Regions from separate parts of the Mus musculus genome. Here all the other regions are linked to region 1. Evidence: chromatin loops called from intact Hi-C (ENCODE). Cell type or tissue: gastrocnemius. All regions are shown on one strand. Each heading gives the region's core, and the rest is flanking DNA. Links, peaks and the distances in the headings are about the cores only. Region 1 holds the start of Irak1 (interleukin-1 receptor-associated kinase 1). Region 2 has its middle 18 kb from the start of Mecp2. Region 3 has its middle 12 kb from the start of Opn1mw.

Region 1 (10,020 bases), core at 3,054-8,053:
ACAGTGGACAAAAATAGGCTTCATCCTGGAGAAGCAATGGGAGATGTAACTCTGTAAAAGGTGACGACCCAGCATTAGCCAAGCATGTTCTGGGCCTAGGAATTGCTGGAATAGTGTTCCTGTGTTAAAGTCTGTTTTCTATATGGGAAACTGAAGCTCAATGAAGAGCAAGAATTTGACCCATGACCACTGTGTTGATGGGACTAAAACCCAGGTCTCTTGTCTTTTTTTGTTTTTTGTTTTTAAAAAAAACAAAAAACAAAAAACAAAAAAGACAGGGTTTCTCTGTGTAGCTCTGGCTGCCCTGGAACTCACTCTGTAGACCAGGCTGGCCAAAACTCGGAAATCCGCCTGCCTCTGCCTCCCAAGTGCTGGGATTAAAGACATGTGCTGGCACTGCCCAGCTTCTTTGTATGTTTGAGACAGTGAACCATGTAACTTACTCTGGTCTTGAACTTACTATATTACTGAGGATAACTTTAAATTTCTGACCCCCCTGCTTCTACCTCCTAAGTGTACATGCCACCATAATCAACTAATTTTGTTGTTGTTGTTTTTGATAGAAGGTCTTGTTATATAGCCCCAGCTGGCCTCCAACTCCTGGCAATCCTCCTGCCTCAGATTTTTGAATGTTGGAACCAAAACCATGTACTCAGATGCTAAGCTTTAGGTCTCTTATTCCTTAGCCCTATCTCAGTGTACAGCAAGGTAGACAGGAATGTAGGGGTCAGGATGGCTTGGAGCTGCTACTTTAACAGCCTGCCTACTTCCTACTGCCTTTACTCAGCCCTGCTCTAAGTTCCACTGAAGGTTTGGTCCCCGGGGTATCTGGAATAGCCCCCTCTCTATCCCCAGTCCAAGGCAGAGGGGGAACCTGTCAAAGTTCTTTTTCCCCTTTGATGGGGATAGGACCCAGGGCCTTGCATGCAATAAGGTTCTACCACTGAGATTACATCCCTATCCTCAAGGTCTAGGTACAAACTAAAGATAGGTTCTTCCGTGCAAGGTAAAAGAAACTGCTTGGGACTCACCCACTTTTAAAGATGAGTCAGCAGCAGCAGTAGCAGGCTATTGTGGGGCAATGTAAAGGATCTGTACCATCCCACCCTCTGGGGCTGTACCCACTGGCTGCAGCTGCCCCTCCCTCCCTCCATGCTCCACCTTAGGAGGCTCACCAAATACTTGGTCTTTGCACCTTGTGTCCTCACAGCCCTCTGACCAGCAAGGGTCTCCAGTATTACCTAGAGGGGGGATAGACAACATCACTTTAGCAGGGAGAAATTGTGTGTAGAAGAGGCTTGTAGCATGGGCATGGATCAGGACTAGTGGGAAAGTAGTCCCGGAACAGGCAGGTACAGACCACCTCCCAGCAAGGGCAGCATTGTTATGGGATGCAAGCTTAAGCAAAAGGATGCAAATTATGACCACAATTTAGTGCAAGGGAAGAGGGAGGTGTATGAGGCAGGGTGATCCCTAAGGCCAAAGCTATGCTAGCTCCCCACTAGGCTCACCTCTGCCTTAGGCCTAGAATTCTCTAGGCTTTCCTGACTTTACTTACTGGTGCTTTTCCCTCCCCAAGCCAACAGAAGGGCTGGTGGCTCACCACCCCAAAGCTGAAGGTATCGGTGTCCACAGCCAGTCGGCCTGTCTTGATGTACTCCTCAGGCAAGTAGGCGAGGGTACCTCGAACTGTGGAAGTCCGGGCCACAGTACTGCTCTGGCTTGCTTTGGCCCCCGCAAAGCGGCTGAAACGAGCCAGGCCAAAGTCTCCCAGCTTGGGCATCAGTCTCTCATCCAGAAGCACGTTAGAACTTGGAAACAAACGGAAGAATGGCACCAGTTCAGGTCCTACTACCTTTCTGTTTTTCTGTCCCCTACACCCAAATGGTCCTGATAAACTGGACTAGAGGCGTACTGCTTATGGAAAGTGGCTGCATTGCATCCCAGCTGTCTGAGGGCCCGCAGTCCCTGAGCCCCTTCACATTGTTTGGCTTCTGCTCACCACCGTGGCTTTATTTGTATACTTGCACCATGCAGGGGTACTCATAGCCCTAAGTACTCTCAGCTCTGAGGTCCCAGGCAACACCTGTTCCCATATTCACAGGACTGGGCAGGAAGAATATCACAGGGACACTCAGAACAGAGCTGTTCATTGAGCAGAGGGTCACTGTCTCCCTGGCCATATGACTTTCTATAGCTCTTCTGAGCCCCTCCTCACCTCTTGATGTCTCCATGGATAAGGCTGGGGCTATCCTGATGTAAAAACTGAATAGCCCGGGCTGTGCCCAGAAGAATGTCCAGTCGTTGAGGCCAGGAAAGTGGGGAGCAGGCCTGGGTCTGGAGTGACAAAGACAGAAGCACAGAGGCAGCTCAGGGCAGCTGTTCTTTGACCCCCCCCCCCCAAATTCCCCTCACCTGTCACTGTGCGGCTTGGGGCAAGCTTTATTCTGAGCCTCTGGAGAATGAGGAGTAAGACTGTCTATGACCTAATTCACGAGCAAGTGGTAGCTAAAGCTATACCGAAGGTTTTGGCAAGCACTCTACAGCTGGGATACCAGCTAGGAACATTTCACAGGACTCAAGACAAAATGTGATGGGCTCAGCTCTACCTAACAGAAAGTGCTGGTGCCCTTCTCCCTCTCCTCTCTCAAAACAGTTTGAGAAGGAAGCTCTTATCCTGTATATGTGGTGGCTTGTGAGTATGACATTCAGGCATGGCTCAAGCTTGGGTTCAGTCTGACAGCCTGTCTCCACTGGTCCTCATTCCTCAAGAGCTATATGTGGACTAAATACTAAATCCTTTAGCTACTCTGCTTGCAAAGCCAATAACTCCCAATAGAGGAACAGTGGGGAGAGGACAGAGGAAAGAATTGTATGGAAAATCTTGGGCCAAGCTGAGTGTAATGTAACTCTAGCATAGAGCAGGCTGACGCAGAAGAATTGCCAGCTTGAGGCTAGCCTGAGCTGGGTAGTGAGGTATTGTCTCAAACAATCAAGCCAGTAAAAAGGAAGAAAGAAAACCCTGGGCCAAATCTTGAGTTTGAGGGGGAGCCAGAAGCCCAAGTCCTGCCTGACACAGGCTAAGGGGCTATGCCAATAAAGGTGCCAGATCAGCAAGGACTACCTGAAGGTGGAGCTGATCCTCCAAGGAGCCATTGGGCAAGAAGCCATAAACAAGGCAGTATAAGCCACTCTCTGCACAGTAGCCAGCAAAGTCTACGATATTTGGGTGACGAAACCTGTTATAAAGAGTGGAGTCTGAGTTCTTTAATTTTCTGGGTTCTACTACTTTTCATCAGGCCAGGCTAGGTAGGCAGCACTTGATGTTCCCTCACCCATGCCAGGCCAGGCCTTGAGGGCCCAAGGGAGCCAGATCTTGTGTTGTGCAGTCCTAAAGACTGATGAGGCCGTGGTGTGGCTCACCTTGTGCCCCTAGACAGGAGGGACCCCCAAGGCTCACCTTGATAGCTGTTCCACCTCTGTTAAGAAGCTCTGTTTCACCATAGTCCACTCTAGGTCAGCTTCCTGTAGCCCCAGGCATGGTGGGGTAAGAGGTAGGGAAAGTAGGTGACATGAGCCAAGCTTGCCAGTTGTTTCCAGGCCCAAATCTATGGAAGGCTTGGGGTCCTTGAAGGAATTGCTTGGGGAGGCTGGAGACTGCAGAAGTGAGGGGCTGATGGAGGGAGGAACTAGACAAATAAGGACTGATAGATTGTCTTCCAGGTGTCTACCCCAATGTTACACCTACCTCCTTCAGTCTCTTCACAGCATATGTAGTATTTCTCATGACTGCTCGGTACACACATCCAAAACCACCCTCTCCAATCCTGAGTTCTTCAGAGAAGTTGCAGGTGCCTTGGGAAATCTCACAGAAGGGCCAGCAAAACGGGGAGGGATGGGCTCTTTGGAGGCCAGACACTGGGCTCTCTGGGCTTGACTGCTGGAAGAGACCATGGACCAGGCGAGGACCCTATCTATTCCCTTTGGTCCAGGTTGAAAGCTCCCTTCAACACTAGTTGTCTCTCAGATGACCTGGCTGTGCTGATTTGGGCTCTGTGGTACACCAAAGGTTAAGTTTCTTCCTCTTTGTCTGGAAAATTCCCTGGGGGTTAAGAGACACCTACCTTGGTGGAGGAAGGGGCTGAAGATGGTAGTGGTGGCCCGAGGGAAACAGGGAGTGGAACCTGGAGGAGCTCTGACTCAGAATGGGTCTGGGAGCCTGGAAAAGCTTCATAAAGATGGCAGTGAGAGGCAGAGACCAGCAGCAGTCTACAGCCATGTCAGCAGTCATGGTGGCCTTTTCCTCAGGCATATCAAGCCCAACACCCGGGTTCTTTTTACCTGGGGAGAGGAAGGTGGAGGCAGAGGACTGCAATTTCCGGGGGCTCCAGTCCCCGGCCTCAGAGCCTGCAGAGATGCTGCTGGGCCTTGGGGCAGCGGTGCTTGGGGGCACAACGGGGGCAGGAGGGTGCCCTGGGATAACAAGGAAGGAAAGGAGGGTTGTGACTCAGAGCTCTCTATCTCTAAGTGAAGGGGTGGGGGGGGGGGAGTTCCCATATGGTTCCCTGTCTCAGGAAACTCTGTACCCGTCACCCCTCTTGGGTTCCCATCCCTAGGGTCCCTGGGGCTATGCTCGCTCACAGGCTGTGATGATGTCCCTCGCACGCAGCAGCTGCAGGTGCGTGAGGATGTGAACGAGGTCAGCTACGCGCGCGTTGCGGTTGATCCAGGGCCACAGAACACTGGCTGTGCGCTGCTCGGAGCGCTCGCACAGCCGCAGCTCTGTCTGGTCGCGCACGATCAAGGCCGCTGCGGGATGGGGAACATCAGGCTTCAGCTCCAGAAGCCTGAGTCCACCACCCCACGCCGGCCTGCCGTCACCCACCGAACTGGCACCAGTCGGCGGGCTCCAGGGCGTCCATCACTTTGTAGAAGCGGCACATAACCCAGGGTGGCACCTCGTACAAGAAGTGCTGGGCGCCTGGAACCACAGGCTCCCCGGGGCCCGGCCCCCCGGCCATGGCCGCCGCCGCCGCCCCCGGGCCGAGGCCTCTCGGGGCCTCGGCGGGCGCGGGCCTTAGCGGGCCGGGTCCGCGGACACTGACTCACTTCCCCTTCAGGCCGGCCTCGTGCGACACCCGGCCGGGCGGAAGAGGCGGCGCTCGACCCGCCGCCATCTTGCCCTCCGCGGCCTTCCGCCACACGGGGGCGTCCCGCGCCGCCCTTGACGCGGGGAAGGAGCTCTGCTACGTAGGAGGGAGTCCCTAATGGGAGAACCGAGGTCTGTGGTCCTACACAAACATCTGAATAGGGCTGAACAGGATGAAGAATGACTTCCAGTTCTAGAGACAAAGGGCACGATGTTTTTACACGATGTTCTACAAAGGCAGTTTATGCCAAGCCTGGTGAAAGTCACGGAGAGGCTACCCTCGCTTTAGTTGGGGAGCAGTTTGAGAGCCAGCCAAATTGTTGGTCAGTCAGGGTTAAATATGGGTAACAAAATGGCCCTCTGGCAGACTGTAGTCATTTGGTGATAAGGATGGATGCCCTGAGAATGGTCTGGAAGAGTGTATACCATGCTACTGCTTGTGTGCTAGATCTCCATGCCCCCACCACGCCCCCAGGAACCTTCCAGCAGCTGGGCCAGCAAGTGTTAGATCACAGAATCTGCCTGTGCAGGATTCTAATTAGCTTTCCAACTAACACATTTATGTCTCTTAACATACACATGGTGTTCGGCTCTAAATGTCCCTTTCCTTTTTCTGTCACACTTTTATCTTAGTTTGCACTTCTCTCCATAAGGATAGTAGGGTCTAGCAGCTTCTCCTACCCCTTTCTAGAGTAGTTGTTGGTGATACCACCTGTTGTGACCTTTAGCCACATGAATGAGTGTCTCTTGCCTATTCCTCTACTGTTCTCCATTCAGGGTTTTCTTTGGCCTTTTTGGTCACTATGACACACATCTCAGCGCACACTACTTTCTCATTATGCTCTCTGAAGTCCTCTTCATATGAGTGCACTACTCTTAGCATTAGCCATTGCCACTCACCTGCACAGACTGTATGGCTTGGATAGTGCTCCCTGCTCAGGTGGTCTTCCTCAAGTACAAATCACTAAAGCCCAGCTCTTTAAAAGAGCTGTTAGGAAGATGGCATAGCCAGCCTCTGTCCACCCACCTGAACTTATATACACCAACAGCCTTAAGCCAGATAGAACTCTTTAGATGTTGGGCTTGGTGGTACACCCCTTTAATTCCTGCACCCAGAAAACAAAGGCAAGTGAATCTCTGTGAATTTGAGGTTAGCATGGTTTAAGTTCCAGGTCAGCCAGGGATACAAAGTGCAACCCTACCTCAGATCAAGACCAAACCTGAAAAAAACAAACAAACAAAAAACAAAACAAACAAAAAACCCAAACCCTGTTTAGTAGGTGTCCTGAAAAGAACTTATTCTGTTCTGAAATTGAGTTTGCATATACACCCCTGCTGTAGCCATTCCTGATAAGATTGAACATAAACAGCTGTGGGGAAAACTTCCTAAACCCAGCTCCTCTCTTGAACACACCTTGAGCTTGCTGGAGTTCTGTACCTCTAAACTTTTCTCACTTCTCACTGCCCAGGGATGATCCACAGGCAGCAACTTGGTATTCCTTGTTTGGCCAGCTGAAAGCATGCTTGTAAAGCGGCAGCTTTCTTCTCCTGACCAGTTTCCCCAACAAACACTTTTTGTCATATCAATCCTAACTACAAAGGGTTCTCTCTCACTAGCCTGACCTCTAAGGAACTTATAGTATGTCTTCAGAAAGGTCTACACAAGATCCATGGCTGGCTCCCACTGGGGCCTCTTCTTTGAAGCCACAGTAATTGTGGCCACTCTCAAGATGAGGTCAAACTAGATGTGGTGGTGCATACCTGTAATCCCAGAACTCTAGAATCAGAGGTAGGAAGATAACTAAAATTTCAAGGGCAGCTTGGTTTACAATGCATAGTTCCAGGTCAGCCAGAGCTACACAGTGAGACCTTATTATAAAACAAAGCTTGGCATGGTGGCTCATATCTGTAATTCCAGCACTTGGGAGGCTGAGGCAGATCACCCTACATACTCAGTTCCAGGCCAGCCTAGAGTAGAAGTTGGACCCTGACTAAAACCAAAACAACCCAAGAGGTTAACCATATGCTGAGCTTCCAGTGGTTTCTCATGGGTCAGTCTATATTAAGATGTGCCAACTCCATTATCCAAAATTATCATGTGTATATATGTTAAACTCTATGGGCAGGGATTTGGTCCTTTTTATGGACGGGGGACTCTCAGTGTCTGGTACACACCTGGTACTCAGTGTATTCTCCATGTCTATAGGTTGAATCATCAATCCTTTCATGTAACATTTGAGGCCAGAACTTCAAGATAGCTTCTAGGTATGCTCACAATTATTTGTGACATGCCATTATCCTCTCCTCCAGGCCATATCAACCTATGGAGTAGGTGGCTGCAGAAGGCTCATATTCTTACAGGAAACCAGTGACACAAGGACTCCCTTTGGGCAGTTCCTCATAGTTGGGAGGAAAGTGTTAACACTATGGCACACCAGGACCTAGCAGCTGCCCCTGCCACACTGGTCAGGAGAGGGAAGCTATGCTCTAGGCACACTTGTGTCAGGCCTTCCTGTCGAATGCTGGTGTAGTATGCTTGAAAAATATTGACACAGAGCAAACTAAGGAGGATGCCAGTATATGAAATAGGCTTCCCTACCCTCCCACACCTATCCTGAGAGAGGCTACTGGGGTTCAGGGATAGCTGAATCAAACATATCATGCTGTCAGGTGAGCTGGAGGGGACTGGTGACTTATAATGAAAGCCCAGACCTTGAGTCACTTTCACAGAGAGATTTATCGAGAATGCTAACAGCACAGGATACAGTACTTCCCAACAAAAGGTGCAAACGCATCACTTAGAAAGGCATGCTGAGTATTCTTTGCTTTCACATGTATTAAAAAACTTACAAAAATAAAATGAAACCGCGTGCTGCCCATCTTTTCAAATAGTAAAAGAACCTTATGAAAAACCACTTGATTTTACAACAAAAGACACAAACGGACATTTTTATGTAAATTTATAAGGCAAACTCTTTATATAATAAATAGGTTACAGGGGTTCAGTGGGGTGTGTTTTTGAAACGTATACAGGTACATTCAGACAGGTTTACTGAAATGGTACAAATTTCCTTAATAAATTGCCTTTTGTTTTTAAATATATCAGTGCTTTCAGTCATTTGGCTATACACAAAGAACCTTTTGTTTTGAACACTACAAAAAAGCAATCAATATTTTGTTTTTAAAACGACCTACTTATTTTCTAAAGTAATTGTCCCAAAGCACAAAAACTGAAGGTGAATACGACAGAGGGCTTTTCAAGACCCCTCCAGCCCAGCTAGGTCTGTCCTGGATCTTTCTCTCTGCCTTGTCTGCCTGCTCCCAACCTTAGATGAGTTTTTGAGCTGGTGACAAACACAAGGTGGCTTGTCACTGGCTGCACTATTCTACAGATCTCACCCCCCCTGGCTGGCAGAGGGGAGTACAACATGGATTTTGGAGGGGGCATGTACCCTGTCTGGTTGTTCCAGCTAATAACTACTATAGCCAACTGGTCACTACAGGTAGAACTGTCCACATGAGGCTCCAAGGGAACACTGCTCTGTTCCTCTTACATTAGGCTGGAACAATCTGCAATGAGAATAACACTTTACTGAGGATGTTTGCCATAGAAACAGGTGGTATCTCAGGCCCAGATTTTGTTGGGAATTAGATCACATTGAAGGAAAGGAGTCTCTGCTATCATTTTATCCCCCAGGCATGGCGGGAACAGAGATATCAGATTAGTACTGTGTACTAGGGGGCAACATGGAGTATGACAGAAGTGTCCTGACTGGTCATGTCTTTGAAACATGCCTTGTAGACAATAATGTCCATGGCCTTGACTTATCTATTAAGAGGTATCTTAGGCAGGGAGCGGCTAATTTATCTTCTGTCTTCTCCCCATGTCCACAGTGGGTCATCCTCCTGAAAACTCAGACCAAGCCTTTCCATACTCAGTGAGCACAGCTCTGTGTTAATACTCCTTTCCCTCCTGGCACTCCTAGATTATTACAGCAGTAGTAATAATCTGGGAAGGAGAAGCAAAGAATCCATTGGGTGGAAAAGCTGGTTTTGCTTTGACTTTGAAAATGGCAAAACATCAGCTTCAGTCTCTTGACTTGGAATGGAAAACCAGTGCTTAACTTTTGGTAGCTTCTGGCTGATCTGGGCAGGGATCAATTCAGATTGCCCCTCTTGTCTTATTCACCACTTCCCTCCCTTCAAATGCTTTGTTTGTAATGAAAATGTACCTAGAAGCATTTGTCTCTGGAACAATTACTTTAAACATAGTTACAATACAGACTTCATTTCAAACACAGAAGAGATTTACTTAGCAAAGTTCCTTTCACCCACCAAAAATTACACAAATAGAAGCCTCAACACCACAGTTAAAGAGGACCAGTAGAGAAAACCTCATGTTTGGAACACAAAAGGAAAAATAAAACCAAACCAAACCCAACAGAAAAACCCCAGAAAGACAAGGAAAGGGCAAGGAAGGAAGAGGAAGGAGAGCAAACACAGCACACATTACAGTGTCCAGGTACACAGGGAGCCCAGCACAAGGAAAGGGCTCGGCACACGTTGAGTAACAGTCCTGGTGATATTTGGTCATATATTCATCAACTACTGACTCTGGAGCGGCTGTTATTGACTGAAGCAGTGACAAATCAAATGGAAAAGGAGGCCGTGCTAGCAAAGTAAGGAAAAGGCTTCAAGTTCTGTAAGCCTTTTGCACTCCATTGTCCAGCTGCCCAGAAACATTGAACCAGGTGGCCTGCTCCATCCAGGCAGGGTTAGAGGTCACCAGGTGAAGCTAACTTGGGTGCTGATCTCACATCAGCCATAAAACATGCATATGGACATACATGGTCACCTACCTGTCAGTGGCC
Region 2 (10,020 bases), core at 2,672-7,671, 79 kb after region 1:
ATTTCTGTGAACAGGCATCATGACAAAGGCAACTCTTATGCAGGCTGTCTTAGTTAGGGTTTTATTGCTGTGAGAAAACACCAAGACTAAGGCAACTCTATAAAGGACAACAATTAATTGGGCGTTTGCTTATAGGTTCAGAGGTTCAGTGCTTTATCATCATGACAGGAAGCATGGCAACATCTGGATAGGCATAGCACTGGAGAAGCTGAGAATTCTACATCTTGTTCTGAAGACAAATAGGAGAAGGGCATTGTCTTCTAGGCAGCTAAGAGGAGGATCTCAAACCCATCCCCACAGTGACACACTTCCTCCACAAGGTCACACCTACTCCAACAAAGCCATTACTCCTAATAATGCTACTCCCTAGGGCAATCATATTCAACAACCACAAAGTCAAACATTTAATTGGGGCTGACTTATAGGTTTAAAGGTTCAGTTGATTATCATCATGACAGGAAGCATGGTAACATCCAGGCAGGCATGGTATAGGAGGAGCTGTGAGCTCTACATCTTGTTCCAAAGGCAAACAGGAAAAGACTGACTTCCAGTTAGCCTGGAGGAGAGTCTCAAAGCCTACCCACCACTTCCCCCAGCAATGCTACACCTACTCCAACAAGACCAAACCTCCATATAGTGCCACTCCCTGGGCCAAGCATATTCAAATCACCACATTCCACTCCCTGGCCCACATAGGCTTGTTCAAACATGAGTCTATGGGGCCCATAATCTAGTCAAAGCATAATGAAAAAATATATTTTGTCCAACTTCAAAAGTTCCATAGTCTAAAAGAGTCCAAAATTCAGTCTTTTCTGAGATCTTTCAATCATTGATATGTAATCCCCTAAAAAACAAAATAAAAAGGCAGATCACATACCTCCAACATCACAGGATATACATTACCATTCCAAAATGATATTTTGAGGAAATCCTGAACAAAAGCAAAGCCAAAAAAACAGCTAGGAAAACTCCAAACTCTGCATCTCCATATCTGATGTCAAAATACTCATCAGATCTCTAACTCCTTCTGCTTTGATGACAGCAACACATTTCTTTCTTTGGGACTGGTTCCACTCCCTGTTAGAAGCATTCCTCAACAGGTATCCCATGGCTCTGACATCTCTATCATCTTGGGGACTCTAAGGCAACATCAACTTTACACCTTCTTGTTCCAATGTCATCTTCTGGGCTCCTCCAAAGAGTCTGAGCCATTTCTCCAGCTCTGCCCTCTGTAGCACTCCAGGGTCTGGCTGATTCCATTCCACTGCTGCTGCTGTTCTTGGTGGCCATCCCATAGTACTGGTATCTCTAACATTCTGGGGTTTCTCAATGCAACTAGGTTTCATCAATATCTTTCATAGGCTCCCTTCATGGTGCCAAGCCTCAACTTCTTTGCATGACACTTTCTGTCCTGGACTGTCAACTGCCACTGAGGCTGCACCTTCACCAGTGGCCTTCCACGACCTCTCACAGTGCCAAGCCTCAGCTTCTCTCCATGATCCTTTCATGCCTTCAAAACCAGTACCACTTGGGTAATTCTTAAACGTTACCAAGTTCAGCTTCAGCATGGCTATTTCTGGAACACAGCTTATTCATGCTTTCAGAAAACACTTCCTAGAAGATTTCACCTCAGTGATGCCAGTCTCTTCTTAGTAATGACTAATTTCTTAGCTCTAGCTAACCAGCATCATCAATCGTCCCAGACTCCTACTCTTGATTCTAAAGCCAGAGCCACATGGCTGAAGCTGTGGAATTCTGCTGCTCACTGGAGCTGGAACATGCCTCTTTGTTCTATTGTATTCTCACCAATTTTCTGTTTTCCAACGCCTTCACTGCCTATGCTTGGCTGTCCTGGGATTTTCTCTGTAGATTGACCTTGAATTTAGAGATCTGCATGGCTCTGTCTCCTGTTACATTGGGATTAAAGGCTTGTACCACCATGCCTGGACTTAAGCTTCTCATGACCACTATTCCTCAAGATCTGGATCACAGTTTTGCCCTGCATTTCTGGATTGTAGTTCATTCCAGATTAAAAGTCCAAATGAAAGCAATATCCAGATAATAATAATGCCTAGATATAACTATTTCTTGTTCAACAGCAAATGTATAAACAGTAAGCTTAGCTGGGTAGGATCTTCCCCCAAAGTTACCCACTTAATTTGCTTATCTCCTCAAACACAGAATTCAGCTCCATTGTACTTCCTGGTGCTCTCTTATTACTGGAACACACATTTTGTAATTTTTCTTATTAAGTTTGCTGTGTTTCATCAAAATGATCTTCATGAAACCAAACCATAACACAGATTCTAAACTGAATTGTTTTGAGACCTCCTTTGTCAGTGCAATTAATTTGACTCTCTTCACCTTAGCATCAGGCAGACTCTTCAGACAAGTGTAAAACCCAGCAACATTCTCCACCAAAGCATGGTAAGAATTATCTCCAGAACTCTATCTTGAGAATTCAAATTACCCTCAGCACCAATGTCTTCCATATTCTTGCTAGGATAGCCCATTAAGCTCCACTTTATAGCATTCCATGCCTTTCCAAGTCCAAAGTCCCAAAATCCACAATCTTCCAAACAAAAGCATGGTCAGGCCTAGCACAGCAATACCTCACTTCTGGTACCAACTTCTGTCCTAGTTAGGGTTTCCATTGCTTTGAAGAGACATCATGATCAAGAAAACTCTTAAAAGGGACAACATTTAATTAGGGCTGGCTTAAAGGTTCTGAGATTCAGCTCAATATCATCATAGCAGGAAGCATGCATGACAGCATCCAAGCAGGGATGGGAAATTGATACTCAAAAGAGAAGGGGGAGTGAGGGGAGGACTTGTGTGAGGAGGTACTGGGAGGAGAGGAAGGTCTGATATTATGTTGTAAAGTGAATAAATAATTAAATATTTTTTAAAAAATGAAAAGAAAAGAAAGCAAGCTGAGCAAGCCACTAGGAGTAAGCCAGTATGCAGCACTCCTTCATGACCTCTGCAACTCCTGCCTCAGGATCCTGTCGTGCTTGAGTTCCTGCCCTCACTGTTTTTGATAATGATCTATTATATGAAACTGTGAGTAGAATGAACCCTTTCATCTTCAGTTTGCTTTTGGTCATGGTGTTTTACCACAGCAATAGTAACCCTTAACTAAGACAAATATGTTCTATGTTCCAACATATAACTGGTTAGATTTTTAAATTTTAATTTTCACTATTTTAATTATGGGTACATGTGTATCAGAAGTATGTGAATATTAGTGCCGGTGCCCATGTGGTCCAAACGAGAAAATATCTGATCCCTTGGAGCTGGAGTTACAGACAGTCACAAGCTGCATACCTTGGGCACTGGGCACTGAAGCTGAGTACCCAGCAAAAGCAGCAATGGCTCCTAACTGCGGAACCATTTTTTTATAGCCCTTGGTTAGAACTTTAGTTTAGTTTTGGCTTTTAGATTTATATATTTCATGAGTATAAGTGTTTTGCCTTCATGTATGTATATGCATGATGGGCATGCCAGGTGCCCACAGATGCCAGAAGGGGACATCAGAGTCTCTTGAACTGGAGTTATAGTCATGAGCTGTCCCATGGGTGGTGACTATTGAACCCAGGTCCCCTGGAAGAACAACAAATCCATTTAACCACTGAACCATCTTGTAACTTTAATTTTTTCAAGTCTTATTTTTAATGATGGATCTTAAATGCTTTAACCTCCCTTGTAGCCCACCACCCACCAGAGGGAGTGGAAAAGAAAGGATACCAGAGAAGTGGACCTGTTTAGAAAGGTTCTTTGAAGCAACTCCCATCTGTGTTGTCAGGAAATCAGTTCACTGCTTAGCAGGCAGTGGCAGCTCGATCCACTTGCAAACACTTCAGGAATACACCAGCAGTGCAGTTCTGTAGAGTTGGGTTAGCAACAGTGGTGACACAACCTAGCAGAGACAGTTAGGCCTCAGCCTTGGCACAAGTTAGCCAGAGGGACCAGGAGGAATACCAGGAGAAGTTCTTGCCTGTGCCTCTCCCAGGGAAAGGAAGACCAGGGAAGACAGGAGACCCACAAGCATTGCACAGCTAGCTCTGCCAAGCTCAGCCCCAGTCACTGTCTGTCGATTCCTTTTTATACCCTCCAAACATCACAGGTCCTCCACGGGTCTTGACTCAGCACGTGTTTTGTCTCAACACTGTCTCAGATGACATCACTCTGCCAATCAGGCCGAGTTGGCAGAGGTGGCAAGAAACCATAGTATACCACCAGAAGTCTTTTGGTGCATTTCTCTTTATGGAGTCCTGACAAATGCAGCTCAACTACACAATGTAAGGTGGACCGATACATGTGTGTTGTTAGCAAAGAATCCTTCATCATGTGTCCTTTCAGGTACTTGTTTTAGCAGAACATCCTCTCTCCTGTGTCTGCTTCAGTGAAACGTTCCTTCATGAGTCTGCCTTAGCCTTTCATCTGTGTCTGTTTCAGGAAAACGCTCCTTCATGTGTTTGCCCCAACAAAACACCATCCAACTGACTTTCCAAAGAACCCTTAAGTTTCCCCTTCACCATCTCTCCAGCCCTAACCCTGGTTACTTTTATATGTCAACTCAAAACTATTTAAGTCACCTTGGAAGAAGATCTCAATGAAGAATTGTCTAGATCGGTGATAAGTTATTCTCTGCCATCGAAATGAGCCAATTCAAGCCAGATTAGAGTATATAAAGGCAGGTTTGTTGGGAAGCAGCTCTAGGGCAGTTTTACTGGTCCCAAGGAACTAGGCCAGCGAAGTTACCCCAGGGAGAGAGACAGAGGGGATGGGGAAAAGAGAAAGAACCTGCATACATAAGGAAAGAGAAAATGCACAGAGAGACAGAGATAGACACAGAGAGAGACCAAAATGTCTACATTATATAGGGAAGAGCCTCTCGGGGAGGAGAGGACCTGCCCTTAGGCTGGAAAGTTCAGAGCAGAGGGCAGGGTATGCCAGGTAGGGGCTGAGGGATGCTGAGGGAACCTGGAGACCAGGTCCCTGATTTTGACTATGGATGTAACTAGGTAGATGCTTCATATTCCTACCTGAACTTCTCTATAACTATGGACTGTAGTGGCTGGTGTTCTCTTGCTAATCATGTTACCAGAAAAACAAAAACAAAAACAAAGACAAAAACACCTGTTTGCAGTGTCCTGCACACCAGGCTAAAGAAAGCCTGCCCCCAGCTGGATTTGTTCAGCAATAAAGAATTGCTGTACAGCCAATGGCTGGGCAAAGGGAGATGGGGTGGGACTCTTAGTGTTGTGTGGGCTAAGACAAAGGAGGAAAAAGGAGAATTGCCTTGACCTGGCAGAGAGACATGGAACAGATTTCGAGCTGCAGAGGGGAGATCATTCAAAATGTAGGAGGAAAGGGAAAGCAGCCCCAGGAAGGGCTGCCCAGAAGTGTCTTAGGCAGCAAAGACCAATGGGCTTCACAGACCATAACAGGGCAGCAAAGTTAAAAGTAGATTTAGAAGGTGTTGAGCCAGGAATACCAGAGGGAAGGGCATGCTAGCTGCGGGAGGCTTAGAAGTGCCCAACCACTGAGCTAGTAATACATGTTAAAAATAAGCTTATGTGTGTGTGCCTTTCATTCACGGATCCAAAAATAGCTCCTGGGTGGGTGCTCCTGCAACCCGCTGGGAGCCAAAAGTGGTGTAGCTAAAACTCACTGCTACAATGGACTATAACTTGGAATTGTAAGCAAATAAACCCTTTCCTTCTAAGCTGCTTTTTCTCAAAATATTTTATTATAGCAACAGAAATGAAACTAGGACACATATGTTCTATTACTACTCTCCCCTGACTTAAGATTTCTTCTCCTCTCAATGTCCCCTTTCTAGTTTCTTCTCCCTCCCCCCACCTCTTGTGTGTGAGTGTGTATGTTCAAATTTAAGTAACACAGACGAGAGTTGCTCCAAAGAACCTTTCTAAACAGGTCCACTTCCCTTGTATTCTTTCTTTCCCACTACCTCTGGTGGGTGGTGGGCTACAAGGGAAGTTAAAGCATTTAAGAACCATCATTAAAAATAATATTTGAAAAAAATTAAAATATATTTCTGCCTTTTTGTTTGTTTTTAAGACAGGGTCTCACTATGTAGCTCTGGCTATCCTGAAACTCACTGGGTAGACCAGGCTGGCCTCAAACCCACAGAGATCTACCTGTCTCTGCCTCTAAAGTGCTGCGATTAAAGACATGTGCTACCACATTGTGTCAGTATTTGTCTCTGTTAGTTTGGTTTATTTCCCTAAACATAATGATTTTGAACTCCATCCATTTTTTCCAAAAGTACTTGATTTTATTTTTCTTTACAGCCAAATATGTATATGGACCGCATTTTCTTTGTCCATTCACCTGTTGATGACATCTATGTTGTTTCTGTTTCTTAATATATTCTGTTTCTTAATAGTGCAGTGATAAACATGGATGCACAACTACTTTTGTGGTAAAACTTAGAGAGCTTTGGATATTATGTTCAGGACTTATTTAACTGAATAGTCTCTCTCTCTCTCTCTCTCTCTCTCTCTCTCTCTCTCTCTCTTTCTCTCTCTCTCTCTCTCTCTCTGTGTGTGTGTGTGTGTGTGTGTGTGTGTTTTAGGGATCTTTACTGACTTTTATATTTGTTGCATCAGTTTACATTCCCAACAGCAGTATTTAAGGTTTACTCATTCCCTACATACTTACCACCATTTCTTTTCTTTTTATTATTTTTTTAAGATGGGGTTTCTCTGTGTAGCCTTAGTAGTTTCTACTTCCAGATCTCTGAGTTCAAGGTCAGTCTGGGAGAAAGCAAGTTCTAGATCCAGGCATGGTAGTATGCACCTTTAATCTGGGCTACAGCTTCTGTAGGACATTGGAAGAAGGAAGATTCATTCTTAGCTTGCTTTCACTTACTTGCCAGCACATCTGTTAGAACCAGATTCTTCAGGATTCCAGGTTATATAGAAGACCAGCTGAAAAAATTAGCCTTGTGGGACTGAGCAACTACTAGATTCTTGAACTTCCCATTCATAGTTGCCTATTGTTGGGTTAGTTGGACTGCAGACTGTAAATCATTACAATATATTCCATTAATATATAGAGACATCTATGACTCTAGAGACCCTTGACTAATACAGTTGGCAAATATTTTCTCCCATTCTTTAGGTTGTTCTGTCTTCACTCTATAACAATTCTTTTTTTGTTTGTTTGTTTTTTCTTTTTGGTTTTTGAGACAGGGTTTCTCTGTGTAACCCTGGCTGTCCTGGATCTCACTTTGTAGACCAGGCTGGCCTCGAACTCAGAAATCCACCTGCCTCTGCCTCCCAAGTGCTGGGATTAAAGGCGTGAGCCACCACTGCCCGGCTATAGCTTCCTTCCTATTTCCAGGAAAAAGCCATTCATTATTCTATGCTACATGGAGCTACCTGACAGATGGTGCAGTTTCTGTGTCCATCCAGGGGCTCTAGTCATCTTCTGGTGATGTGCTGGCAGCTTCTTGCTGCTTTCTCAGACTCTGGCCAATTGGCAGAGTGATGTCAGCTGATACAAACTCACGTGGAGTTTTGCTAAGACAGACTTATGTGCTGAAGCAAGACCTGTGGAGGACACACGATGTTTGGAGGGATATAAATATGACTCAGTGAACAGTGACAGAGGCTTGGCTTGCTTGTAGCTTTGCAACACTTCTTCACTGATCTCTGCTTCATTGAGAGAGGCACAACAAAGAACTTCTCCTGGTGTCCCTGGTGGTACTGGTTTCTCCTGATGAGTCATGCTGATCTGGCTGAGGCCTGGCTGTTTTTGACACACACACATACAGACATACACAAACCACATCACAAAATGAAAATAGGAGGAGGACTTATTAAGAAGTAGTGAAAGGGGGTAAGAGAGAGATTATTGGGTGTAAAATGGCCCAAATATATTATATACGTATATAATATTTTCAAATAATAATAAATAAGAAAAAAAGAGAAGTGAAAAGAAATGGAAGAAAGAGAGAAAAGGCTGCAGACAAAAAAAGAGAAGAGGATAGGAATGGAAAAGGAACTTTTCTTTTATTAAATTAATTTATTCTGTCATATATTACCTCCTGACTTCAGTTTCCCCTCATTCCTCTCCTCCCAGTCCCTCCCCACTACCTCTCCCCTCCCCATCTATTCTTCCTCCATTTCTCTTCAGTAAAGGGTAGGCCTCCCATGGATATCAACCAAACATGGACTATCAAGTTGTAGTAAGATTAGACACCTCCTCTCCTGTTAAGATGTGGAGAAAAAGGAATACTCCTCCATTGATGATGGGAGTGCAAACTTCTACAGCCACTTTGGAAATCAGTATGATGGTTTCTCAGAAAACTGGGACTCAATCTACCTCAAAAATCCAGCTATACCACTCCGGGGTATATACCCAAAAGATGTCCCATTATAACACAAGGACACATGCTCAACTATGTTCATAGCAGCTTTATTTGTAATAGCCAGAAGCTGGAAACAACCTAGATGCCCCTTAACAGAAGAATAAAGAGCTGGGCAGTGGTGGTGCACGCCTTTAATCCCAGCACTTGGGAGGCAGAGGCAGGTGGATTTCTGAGTTCAAGGCCAGTCTGGTCTACAGAGTGAGTTCAGGACAGCCAGGGCTATACAGAGAAACCCTGTCTCGAAAAACAAACAAACAGAATGAAGAAAATGTGGTACATTTGCAAAATGGAGTATTACTCAGCTATTAAAAACAATGACATGAAATTTGTAGGCAAATGGATGGACCTAGAAAAAATATCTTTAATCTTTAAATATCTTTAAGTTCCTGTTATTAGTTATTAATGAGCACATCTATTCAAATACTAAAATATAAGTAGTTCCAATTTTATGTTTTATTATTTCCCTTCCTTCCTTTCTTTTTTCTTAATATAGGGTCTTACTGTGTAGCCCTTACTGGTCTTGAATTCAGTTTGAAGCCCAGGCTCAAACTAAAAAAATTTTTTTTTAAAAAAATCTTCTGACTAGGTATATGTCTTTAATACCAGCACTCAAGTGAGTTTAACGTCAGTCTGGTCTACATAGAGAAGTCCAATCCATCTAGGGCAACACAGTGAGACCCTACTCCCTATAAAGAACTCTTACAACTTAACAAAAACAAGCAATCCAAATTGGGCTGGAATGATGGCTTAGCCATCAAGAGCAATAACTCCTCTTTCAGAGGTCCTGGATTCACTGTCCAGCACCCATATGGTGACTTAGAACTGTTGGGATCTACAGTTCCGGAAGATATGACCTCTTCTCACTTAGCACTGGCTCTTCTTCCAGAGAACCTGGATTTGATTCCTAGCACCCACATAGAAGTTCACATATGTCTGTAATCCCAGTTCCAGTGAGTCTGACACCATCTTCTGACCCTTGCTAGTTCTTCATTCCTGTGATACACATACATACAGGCAGGCAAAATATCCATAAACATGAAAATAAAATCTCAAAACTTGAAAGAATGACACAGATTCCATACACTAACTTAAGACAAAACACATTTCCTCCAAAATGAAGCAGAACTTCATTATAAGAACTAACCAGTAACCCCAGAGCTTCCAGGGACTAAACCACCAACCAAAGAGTATACATGGAAGGACTCATGACTCCAGCTGCATATGTAGCAGAGGATGGCCTTGTCTGTCATCAATGGGAGGAGAGGCCCTTGGTCCTGTGAGGGCTAGATGCCTCAGTGTAGGGGAATGCCAGGACCAGGAAGTGGGAGTGTGTGGGTGGGGAGCAGAGGGAGGGGGGAAGGGATAGGGGATTTTCGGAGGGGAAACTCAGAAAGAAGATAATATTTGAAATGTAAATAAAGAAAATATCTAATAAAAACAAGAAAAAGAAAGAAAGAACGAAAACACTGGATTATTATAATATACCCACAACATCTGGCTCCTGTTATTTCTTACAGATATTCACTCATGTTAATCATTATTTCCGATTAAGTTTCCAGAACCCTCCAGACATGGTGCCACACACTATAATCCCAACATTTGGGATGCTAAAGGCA
Region 3 (10,020 bases), core at 2,705-7,704, 92 kb after region 1:
AATGTAAGGCAGACAAATACATGTGTGTTGTAAGCAAAGAATCCTTCATTATGTGTCCTTTCATGTGTTTGCTTTAGCAGAACATCATTCCTCCTGTGTCTGCTTCAGTGAAATGTTCCTTCATGAGTCTGCCTTAGCCTTTCACCATTTTGTGAAGCAAGTAAAGGTTTGAAATGCCCTATTTCTTTGTCAATTGTTAAGATGATAATTTAAAAAATGTATATAACTGTTTTGTCTTTGTGTATGTATGTGCACCACATGTGTGCAATACTTCTGGAGGCCAAAAGAAGGCATTGGATCTTTGGAATTGCAGTTTTAGACCATTGTAAGCATCCATGTTGGTGGTAGGAATTGAACCTGGGTCATCTAAAAGATGTTCTTAACCCCTGAAACATCTCTCCAGTCCCTCTCTGTCTAATTTGGATTTATCATCTGTGATCATATTATCCTTCCATGTAGCCTTACCATTATTTTATCTTTGTTACTTTGAGTAATAAATGAATAAATATCTACTTGGACAATATACAAAGAATAAAAATACTTGTGCATACTTGCTATTTTTTTGAGATAGGGTGTTATATATCTCAAGCTGGTCTTGAACTTGCCATACAGACAAGGATGAACCTGTACTTCTGTTTTTTCCAGCCTTCAGTTCCCAAGTGCTGGGATTACAGGTGTGTGCCACCACACCTACTTTATGTGGTTCTGGGGATCAAGCACACTGCTTCATATGTGGTAAGCAAGCACTCAACCCCCTGAGCTACATTTCAGCTCCTGGTTACTTTTCACTTATGCATTCTTAGCACCATCCACACATGTTTTGCTATTACTATATATGTATTTATGTTATAATAATATGTATATATTAACATAAATACATGTAATTGTGTATTAAGTTAAAATGTTCATAAAGCTTCTGTATAATAGAGGTCTGAATGAGTAGAGCTCTTTTAAATAACTAATACAGGCGCTAAAGAGATGACTTAGTAGTTAAGAGCACTCATTGGCTGCTCTTCCAGAGGACCTGGGTTTGATTTCTAGCATCCATATAGTAGCTCACATCCATCTTAACTCCAGTTCTAGGACATCTGATGCCCTCTTCTGACATCCTTGGATACTGTGTGCATGAGGTATACAGACATAGAACAAACACCTATACATATAAAATGAAATGAAATGAAAAAAGTTAAATAACCAATATTGAACATGTGCATGGTAGTGAAATGCCTGTAATCTCAGCATTGGGAAGGTAAAGGCAGGAGGATCAAAGGTTGGTTACATGGTGAATTTGAGGCCAACTCAGACTACACTAGATCCTATCTCAAAATAGCAAATGAATGAATCAGTGAGTGAGTGAACGATCAACATCTTTTATTTTCATATTTTTTAATTGTTTCATTTCTTTTTATTTTTTAAAAATTATTTATTTACTTTCAATTTTTGTGTACACTAATGTTTTGCCTGCATGTATGTCTGTGAGAGGGTGTTGGTTCTCCTGGAACTGGAGCTACAGACAGTTGTGATCTGTCATGTGGGTGCTGGAAATTGAATTTAGGTAGAGAGCAGACAGTGCTCTGAGCCATAAATACTGAGCCATATCTTCCACCCCAATATCTTTTCAATACCAGATATCTACCCAAACCCAGAGGTTTTTATTTTTACTATACAAGGAACTCACAGCACCTCAGTTCTGTCAACAGAGATGCCTGAAAAACCTGGACATGCATACACATATACATATGTATGTATATATATATATACCCATATATGTATGTGTATAAATATATGAACTGTGGCCACTTATAATAAATGGGGTATCAAACTATAAACAAAGGCTAAAGTTTCACTTTCTAGAGGATCTAATTCTTACTCAATTATCACCCTACTGTCCCTATAGGTTGTGATAATATATTGTGAGTCTGTACACTGCCAGCGCCAGGATTTTTTCATTTTCTGGGGCACCTGGCAACTGAGATATTAAATACCTGACCGTGGCAATTTCCTGATACTGGTTCCCCACAAAGCAGTGCCAAAATGAATATAATAGGTCAGCAAGATGGATCAACAAATAAAGTGCTTGCCATAAAAGCCTGATAATATGAATTTGCTCTCTAGAATTGACATAAAAGGTGGAAGGTAAGAACCAAAGATGCCCTCTGACCCTGCCACATGCATACTGTGCATGTATGCATTCACACATGCATCATATTCATACTACTACTACTAACAACAACAACAATAATAATACAAAAATGAATAGCACTGTTGACATTCCAGACATATGGGCATCTTTGTGGTGTGCTGGAATCCTTTGTGTCTATACCAATACCTAGGGCTGTCACTATGGCAATGGAGGAGTCTCACAATGTAGTCTTTCCCAGCACACCGCAAAGATACCCACACGTCTATGTTTACAAGTTTGTTCTCTTGCTTGTTGAGCACATTCAAGCATTTTGCCTGGCCTGAAACTATGTGAACCAGGCTGACCTGAAACTCACAAAGACCTGCTTGCCTCTGTCTCTATAGTGCTGGGATTAAATTTGTGCATTACCATGTTCAGCAACAGTGACTTTGCTTTCAATAGCCAAGTTACAGAATGAACCGAAGTGTCCATTAGCACAGGAATAATAAAGAAAATGTGGTATGTATTCCCAAATGCAGTGTTTATTTAGCCATAAAAAATGAAATTATGTCATTTGAAGGAAAATGAATACAACTGAAGATAAATATGTTAAGTGAAATAAGTCAGACTTGCAAAGATAAATATGTAATTTTCTTCATGTATAGAACCCACATTTAAAAACTTATATGAGACTTGAAAGTGGATAGACTATTTGGGGAGATGACTAGGACTAGTTTATAGGGTACAAGAGAGTAATAAGGGGTGAATATGTTCAATGTGTGTGATAGACAATTTGTAATGCCATCAAGAAGGCTATTATTTTGCATGTCAATATATATACTAGTAAAAAAGAAAAGAAAAGAAAAGTCTTAGCAGAGGATGGCCTTATCTGGCATCAATGGGAGAAAAGGCCCTTGGTCCTGTGAAGGCTTGATACCTTAGTATAGTGGCATGCGAGGGTGGGGAGGTGGGAATGGTGGGTGGATGGGGAGACACCCTCATAGAAGCCGGAGGAGGGGGACAGGATAGTGGGTTTCTGGGGGGGGGCGGAATCAGGAAAGGGGATAACATTTGAAATGTAAATTTAAAAATATCCAGTAAAAGGAAAAGAAAAGAAAAGAAAAGAAAAGAAAAGAAAAGAAAAGAAAAGAAAAGAAAAGCTAGAGTCTGGAGACAATGACTGTGGTTGCAATTTAGACAAATAGGCTGAGCCTCAGAAATCCACAGCACTGGGGATCTAACCCATGGCCTTATACACAATAGGCAAGTGCTCTATCACTGAAGCACATATCCAGCCCACAATCACCTTTGGATGCAGGAATTTGAGTTATAAACATATTAATCTTGGCTTTTATTCAGTCAAACTATAATATGTTTTCAATTGAGCTTAGGTCTGTAGGGGAACTGGGCCAGTCTGGATTGACTCATCTCAAGCACTGCCAAAGATGTGCCATACCAATTCCTGGGGAAATCTTGGCTTTTGATTAAAAAAAAAAAAAGCAGCTATTTGAAACAGTCAAATTATGTGTGGTGGCATATGCCAGTAATCTCTGAACTTGGGATATTGTTAATTTGAAACAGGGTCTCACTCTGTACCCTAGACTTGCTTGAAATTAGTGGCAATCCTTCCTCCTTAGCCTATTAAGTGTTAAGATTATTGTTAATTTTAATTTTGTGTATGCATGTGTGTGAACATGTGTGTTATAAGTTCCCCTGCACATGTGCTTGTGGAATCCAGATTGAATTTAGGTATCTTTCTCTATCACACTCCACTTTATTTTTAAAATATTTTTATTGTTAGTTTTTTATGTGTATGTGTGTTTTGCCTACATATATGTCTGTGAACCACGTGTGTGCTTAGCAGAGGCCAGAAGAGGGCAATGACTAGAGTTATAGATGGTTGTGAGCCATCATGTGGGTACTGGAAATCAAACCCATGTCTTATGGAAAAATAGGCAGTTCTCTTAACCACTAAACCATCTCTCCAGCCACTTTACCTTATTTTTTTTTTAAGGTAGAAGCCTCTCACTGAACCTAGAGCCCTCTTTTCATATGGAGTTTTACATGCATGTGCCACTACTCCAGATGGGTGCTGTGAACTCAGGGACTTATACACAGCGAGCACTTTACCCACTGATCCATACCTCTAGTATCCCATATCCTTTTTAGTTAATCAAAAACAGGTCTCACTGCATATCCCTGGCTATCCTAGAACTCTGTGCAGATCAGGCTGACCTGGAACTCACAGAGATCTACCTGCTTCTCCCTTGTGAGTGCTGTGATTAAAGATGAACCTAGACTCCTTTTATTTTTTAAAACTAAAAAAGCAATGAGGAAAAAAAAAGAAAAAAAAAGGCAATGAGATTTCTGGGTTCAGGAAACAGAAGGAATACAACAAAAATCCTAACGTCTCATATTCTTCTAAAAGCATAAAAAAATACGAGGAGAAAACAAATGAGCCCGTTGGTGGCCCGTGCCTTTTATCCTAGCACTCGGGAGGCAGAGGTAGACAGATTTCTGAGTTCGAGGCCAGCCTGGTCTACAGAGTGAGTTACAGGACAGCCAGGGCTACACAGAGAAACCCTGTGTCAAACAACAACAACAAGAACAACAAAAAGAAAAAAAACAAAACAAAACAAAAAAAGATTCTCTCTCTGCAACTGCCCAATAATTTACAATTTTCAAGAACCCAGGACGCAGACAACTGGCAAACTCCAGATCAGAATGCAGAGTTCAGGAAACCAGAAAAAACAACCACTTCATGCCACTAGGGTGTGACAAGGCAGTAGGAGGTGCTAAGGATCTCAGCGATCCCAGAATGTACTGTGATCCAGTACAGCAAGACATTGCCCAACTGTGCTTGAAAACACCAGCGTGCAGATGAGCTCAGGTCCAGTCAGAAGGCTCAGAGGAGCAAAAGGGAAAGAAAACGAAACTGGGTGGCCATGGGTACGGAAGCCCAAAGAGGTGCTGGGACCAGAAGAGGGCGCCTGAGAACCGAGGAAGCCGCAGATCTATTGAGTTCCCCAGGGCGTACCTGTGCTAAGCTGGCATCTAGGAGACCAAGAATATTCAAGTATCAACAGCGAGAACAAATGCAAAATAAAAGGGGGGGGGGAGGCTGCATTTGCACAAAGGAGAAAAAAGCCCACAAAGTAAGCAGTCTAAGCAGTGACAAGCAGAAGATCTCCAGCAATGGTTCTCCCCCCCCCCTATTTTAAATTGGATATTTTCTTTATTTACATTTCAAATGTTATCCCTTTTCCTGCCCCCCAAACTCCCATACCATCCCCCTCCCCCTGATTCTATGAGGGTGTTCCCCCACCCACCCACTCCCGCCTCCCCACCTTCGCATTCCCCTACACTGGGGCACAGAGCCTTCACAGGACCAAGGGCCTCTCCTCCCACTGATGCCCGACAAGGCCATCCTCTGCTACATAAGCAGCTAGAGCCATGAGTCCCACCATGTGTTTTCTTTGGTTGGTGGTTTAGTCCCAGGGAGCTCTGGGGGATCTGGTTGGTTGATATTGTTGTTCCTCCTATGGGGTTGCAAACCCCTTCAGCTCCTTCAGTCCTTTCTCTAACTCCTCCCTTGGTGACCCTATTGGGGACCCCACGCTCAGTCCAATGGTTGGCAGCAATGGCTTTTAATGTTCTCAGTGATTCACTGTGTTCTTCTTGAGTTCGTGGGTTATTTATTTTTTTATAGATTTATTATTATTATTATTGTTATTATTACTAAGTTATTTATTTATTTTCCACCCTGATTGTAGCTTTCCCTCCCCCTTCTCCTCCCAGTCACTTACTCTCACTTTCCCTCACCCTAATCTACCCTTTCTACTCCTCAGAAAAAGGGAGGTATACCATGTGTCTTAGTCAGGGTTTCTATTCCTGCACAAATATCATGAGCAGGTTGGGGAGGAAAGGGTTTATTCAGCTTACATTTTCCACATTGCCGTTCATCACCAAAGGAAGTCAGGACTGGAACTCAAGCAGGTCAGGAAGCAGGAGCTGATGAAGAAGCCATGGAGGGATGTTCTTTACTGGCTTGCCTCCACTGGCTTGCTCAGCCTGCTCTCTTATAGAACCAAGACTACCAGCCCAGGGATGGTTCCACCCACAAGGGGCCTTTCCCCTTTGATCACTAATTGAGGAAATGCCTTACAGTTGGATCTCATGGAGGCATTTCCTCAACTGAAGCTCCTTTCCCTATGATAACTCCAGCTGTGTCAAGTTGACACAAAACTAGCCAGTACACCATGTCTATATCAACCAGCCTTGGCATATCAAATTGCAGTAGACTAGGCACATCTTCTCCAATTGAGGCTAAACAAGGCAGCCCAGTAGTGGAAAATGATTCCAAAGGCTGGTAACAGAGTCAGAGAAAGCCCCTGTTCCAGTTGTTACAAGTTCCACATAAAGACTACGTTGCACATTTGTTACATATATGCAGAGTACCTAGGTCAATCCCATGCATGCTGTCTGGTTGGTGGATCAGACTCTGTGAGCCCTTATGAGCACAGGTTAGTTGGCTCCTTCAATCCTTCCTTCCCATCTTACACAGGATTGCCCAAGCTCCACTTTATGTTGGGCTGAAGGTCTCTGCACCTGTTTCCATCAGTTGCTGGATGATGCCTCTCTGATGAAGGTTATGCTAGGCTCCTGTCTGCAAGTACAGCAGATATATCATTAACAGTGTCTCATGGCATGAGTCTCAAGCAGTCACTGGTTGTCCCTTCCCTCAAATTCTGCTCCATCTTTTTTACCTCTGCACATCTTGTAGGCAGGACAAATTATGGGTCTAAGGTTTTGTGGGCAAGTTGAGTCCCAATCCCTCCATTGAAAGTCTTGCCTGGTTACAGGACATGGCCAGTTCAGTCTCCATGTCTTCCATTGCTAGGAGTCTTAACTAGAGTCACCCTCATAGATTCCAGTGTCCTAGGTCTCTGGCTGGTCCCAGAGTTTCCTCGCTATTGAAGAATGGATAAAAAAAAGGTGGTGCATTTACACAAGAGAGTATTACTCAGCTGCTAAGAACAATGACATCATGAAATTTGCAGGCAAATGGGTAGAACTAGAAAAGTATAGTTCCCCCCCCCCCACCTGGGGATCCATCCCACATACAGTAGCCAAACCGGGATGCTATCTAGGATGCCGGGAAGTGCTTGCTGACAGGAACCTGATATAGCTGTCTCCTGAGAGGCTCTGTCAGAGCCTGACAAATATAGAGGCAGATGCTCACAGCCAACCATTGGACTGAAGGGACTGAAGGAGCTGAAGGGTTTGCAGCTCCATGAGGGGAGCAACAGTGTCAACCAGTCAGATCCTCTGGAGCTCCTGGGGACTGGACCACCAACCAAGGAGTACACATGGAGCGACCCATGGCTCCAGCCACATATGTGGCAGAGGATGGCCTTGTTGGACATCAATGGGAAGAGCAGCCCTTGGGCCTGAGGGGGGTTGATGCACCAGTGTAGGGGAATGTCAAGGTGACAAGGCAAGAGTGGGTGGGGGATCACCCTCATAGAGGCAGGCAGAGGGGGGAAGGGATACGTGGTTTCCAGAAGGGACACCTGGAAAGGGGATAACATTTGAGATGTAAGTAAAGAAAATATCCAATAAAAGAAAAAAATTGAAAAAACAAAAAGGAAAATATCCTGAGTGAGGTAACACAGACCCAGAAAGACAATATGGTATATACTCACTTATAAGCAGATATTAGGCATAAAGTACAGGATAACCATGCTACAATCCACAGACCCAAAGAAACTAAGTAATAAGGAGGACTCAAGGGAGGACTCTTGAATCTCACGCAGAAGCAGAAATAGATTAAATATCGGGGTGGATGGAAAGAGGGGACTGGATGGGGGAAGGATGGGATGGGAACAGGAGGGATGAGGTGGGGGGATGAAGGGAGAGTGTACTGGAAGAGACAAATGGATTGGGGAATTTATATTTTTCATGGATTCTCTGTGTTTGAATCAATTCTTGTCATATAACTTTTCTGTTTTGTTTTGAATGTGGGTGTCATGCAGCCCAAGATGGCCCCAAACTCACTATGCAGTACTGAACCAGGTCAGAGGAGAGTATCAGGTTCCCTGAAACTGGAATTATAGATGTTTAAGAGCTACCATATGTGTACTGGGAACTGAACCCTGGTCCACTAAAAAAGCAACAAGTGCACTTAACAACTGACCCATGCTTCCAATCCCTATAAATTATTTTTGATATGTAATTTGTCATCATGTTGGCCAGTGGATACACCTTCCCACGGGTCTTTTGTGCTCTTGCCATCAGTTCTGGTGCAACCAAGATGCTTGCAGCTCATCACGCACATGTTTTACTAGGAAATATTCATCTAGTAAAGCAATTTACAAACACATTTAAAAAAGTGAGTTCCTATTAAAATTTCCAATTTCCAGGGTTTTTTTCGTTTTTGTTTTTTTTTTTTTACATTTTTCTCCTTTTTACACTGAAGACCAGGATCTGTGGAACTCATTTCTTATTTTTGTTGTCTTATAATGTGAAAGCTTGTAAACAATACATATATGAAAGGGGGGAAGATTGCTCTGAGTACAGGAACTGCACCCAGCTGAGAGTTCAAAAGAGATCATAAGGCATGGGTATCACCAAGCACAAAGTAGTTAGAAGTGACTCACCTGGCCCAACCCAGCTTTAAGTTCATAACCAAATATAGTGCAATACATTTTGCATTTAGTCTGGCAAAAACAAGACTCACACTCTTGGCTTTATATTTATCCACTAGTTAAAACGAGAATAACTGAACCTGGCAAATGTTAGTGTTATTGTTGTAGACCCACGCTCCCTACCCCCTTGCTGAAGGCTTTTGTGTTTGTTCCCCAACTGTTGAATTCAGTAGTGAGGGTTCTAACTTCATCAATGAAATAACCTACTAATGGAAATAAAAATTGATAGAATTTTTGAGAGGCTGCCAAAAATATGTTGGTGAAAATGAGTTGTTAAGTATTCAAGGTACCTTCAAGGGGTACCTTGTCCCTACACCCTTCCTTTTTCTCTGTTTCCTTACTGGCTGCCATGAAGTGATTATCAATTCCTATAGGCTCCTACCTCTATGATGTGTTTGTCCTGAATCAAGCCTATAGGAAACTGAGCCCATCTACCAAGGGCCAAAATCTGTCTTCCTTGTAAGTTATTAGAAGGTATTTGTTACATCAATATAAAGCTCTGACTGTCATGTGACTTTTCCTAAGGAAACATAAAGAAATGTCTACTCACTGCAGAACAAGAGAACACTGACAGACCAAAGAAAGTATTCCATCTTGGAAAATCGGTGAGTTCATTGGGTTACTTCCAGGAATGTGGGGGACTCAAAGAGAGCCACACTAGTGGGAAGACCCTGGGCAATTTGTGGGCAGCTATACCACTAAAGAGTTCCACCAATAGCGTGGGTGACTCACAAGAAGCTGTAGCACTAAAAATGCCACCCACAGCATGCATAATTCATAAAAAGCTATACCAGAGAAAAGTCCCTTCCACCAGTCAGCCTTCCATCTCCCACACAGGACCCGTGAGACCCATGATCTGCTTGTTTCTTTGCTTATTAGTGAGTGTTGTTTTGGGGTCATTCACAGCTATTCTGATTCAATATTGCAATTGCCATGTCCATACTAGAGGAAACAGCTATGCAGCACTAACATACCCCTATTAGAAACTTTAGTGCTGTTTGATGACTTCTTTTTTTTTTTTTCCGAGCTTTCCCCTGGCCTTCTTTCACATCCACCATGGGCTGTGTGAGATTTAGTAGGTTTTTGTTGTTTGTTTGTTTGTTTGTTTGTTTTTGTCAACTTAACACAAGCTAGGGTCATCTGGGAAGAGGAAACCTCAGCCAAGTAAATGCCTCCATTAGTCAGGGGGGG

What was found. Peaks named below come from ENCODE experiments on the same cell type or tissue, not always from the same donor. Only the 100,000 strongest peaks of a DNase experiment are listed, where the experiment ranks them.
Region 2: a loop joins it to region 1, with 3 times the contacts of the local background. A loop is called at or near these places in 8 of 42 quality-filtered maps.
Region 3: it touches region 1 in a loop (3-fold over the local background); 8 of 42 quality-filtered maps call a loop at or near these places.

Annotation. Positions count from the first base shown.
Region 1 is chrX:74,018,725-74,028,744 of GRCm38, forward strand. It overlaps Irak1 (interleukin-1 receptor-associated kinase 1), which reads right to left and starts at 5,197. Exons shown (of 15, transcript NM_001177973.1): 1 at 4,886-5,197; 2 at 4,642-4,809; 3 at 4,342-4,473; 4 at 4,125-4,228; 5 at 3,749-3,940; 6 at 3,461-3,525; 7 at 3,125-3,239; 8 at 2,219-2,337; 9 at 1,604-1,811; 10 at 1,176-1,241. The coding sequence starts at 5,021. Mecp2 (methyl CpG binding protein 2) reads right to left here. Exons shown (of 4, transcript NM_010788.4): 4 at 7,868-10,020. Mir5132 (microRNA 5132) reads right to left here and starts at 4,874; the gene lies at 4,804-4,874. Mir718 (microRNA 718) reads right to left here and starts at 5,212; the gene lies at 5,125-5,212. In gastrocnemius, for the core only: a CTCF peak has its summit at 5,204 (motif pointing right); DNase peaks (open chromatin) are centred at 4,175 and 5,187; H3K4me3 peaks cover 1,820 bases; H3K27ac peaks cover 1,883 bases.
Region 2 is chrX:74,098,440-74,108,459 of GRCm38, forward strand. No RefSeq gene overlaps it. Among named protein-coding and RNA genes, the nearest start is that of Mecp2, 18 kb to the left of the region's middle. In gastrocnemius, for the core only: a CTCF peak has its summit at 5,183 (motif pointing left); no DNase peak of the experiment used is centred there; H3K4me3 peaks cover 298 bases; H3K27ac peaks cover 1,776 bases.
Region 3 is chrX:74,110,701-74,120,720 of GRCm38, forward strand. No RefSeq gene overlaps it. Among named protein-coding and RNA genes, the nearest start is that of Opn1mw, 12 kb to the right of the region's middle. In gastrocnemius, for the core only: a CTCF peak has its summit at 5,092 (motif pointing right); a DNase peak (open chromatin) is centred at 5,102; H3K4me3 peaks cover 781 bases; H3K27ac peaks cover 894 bases.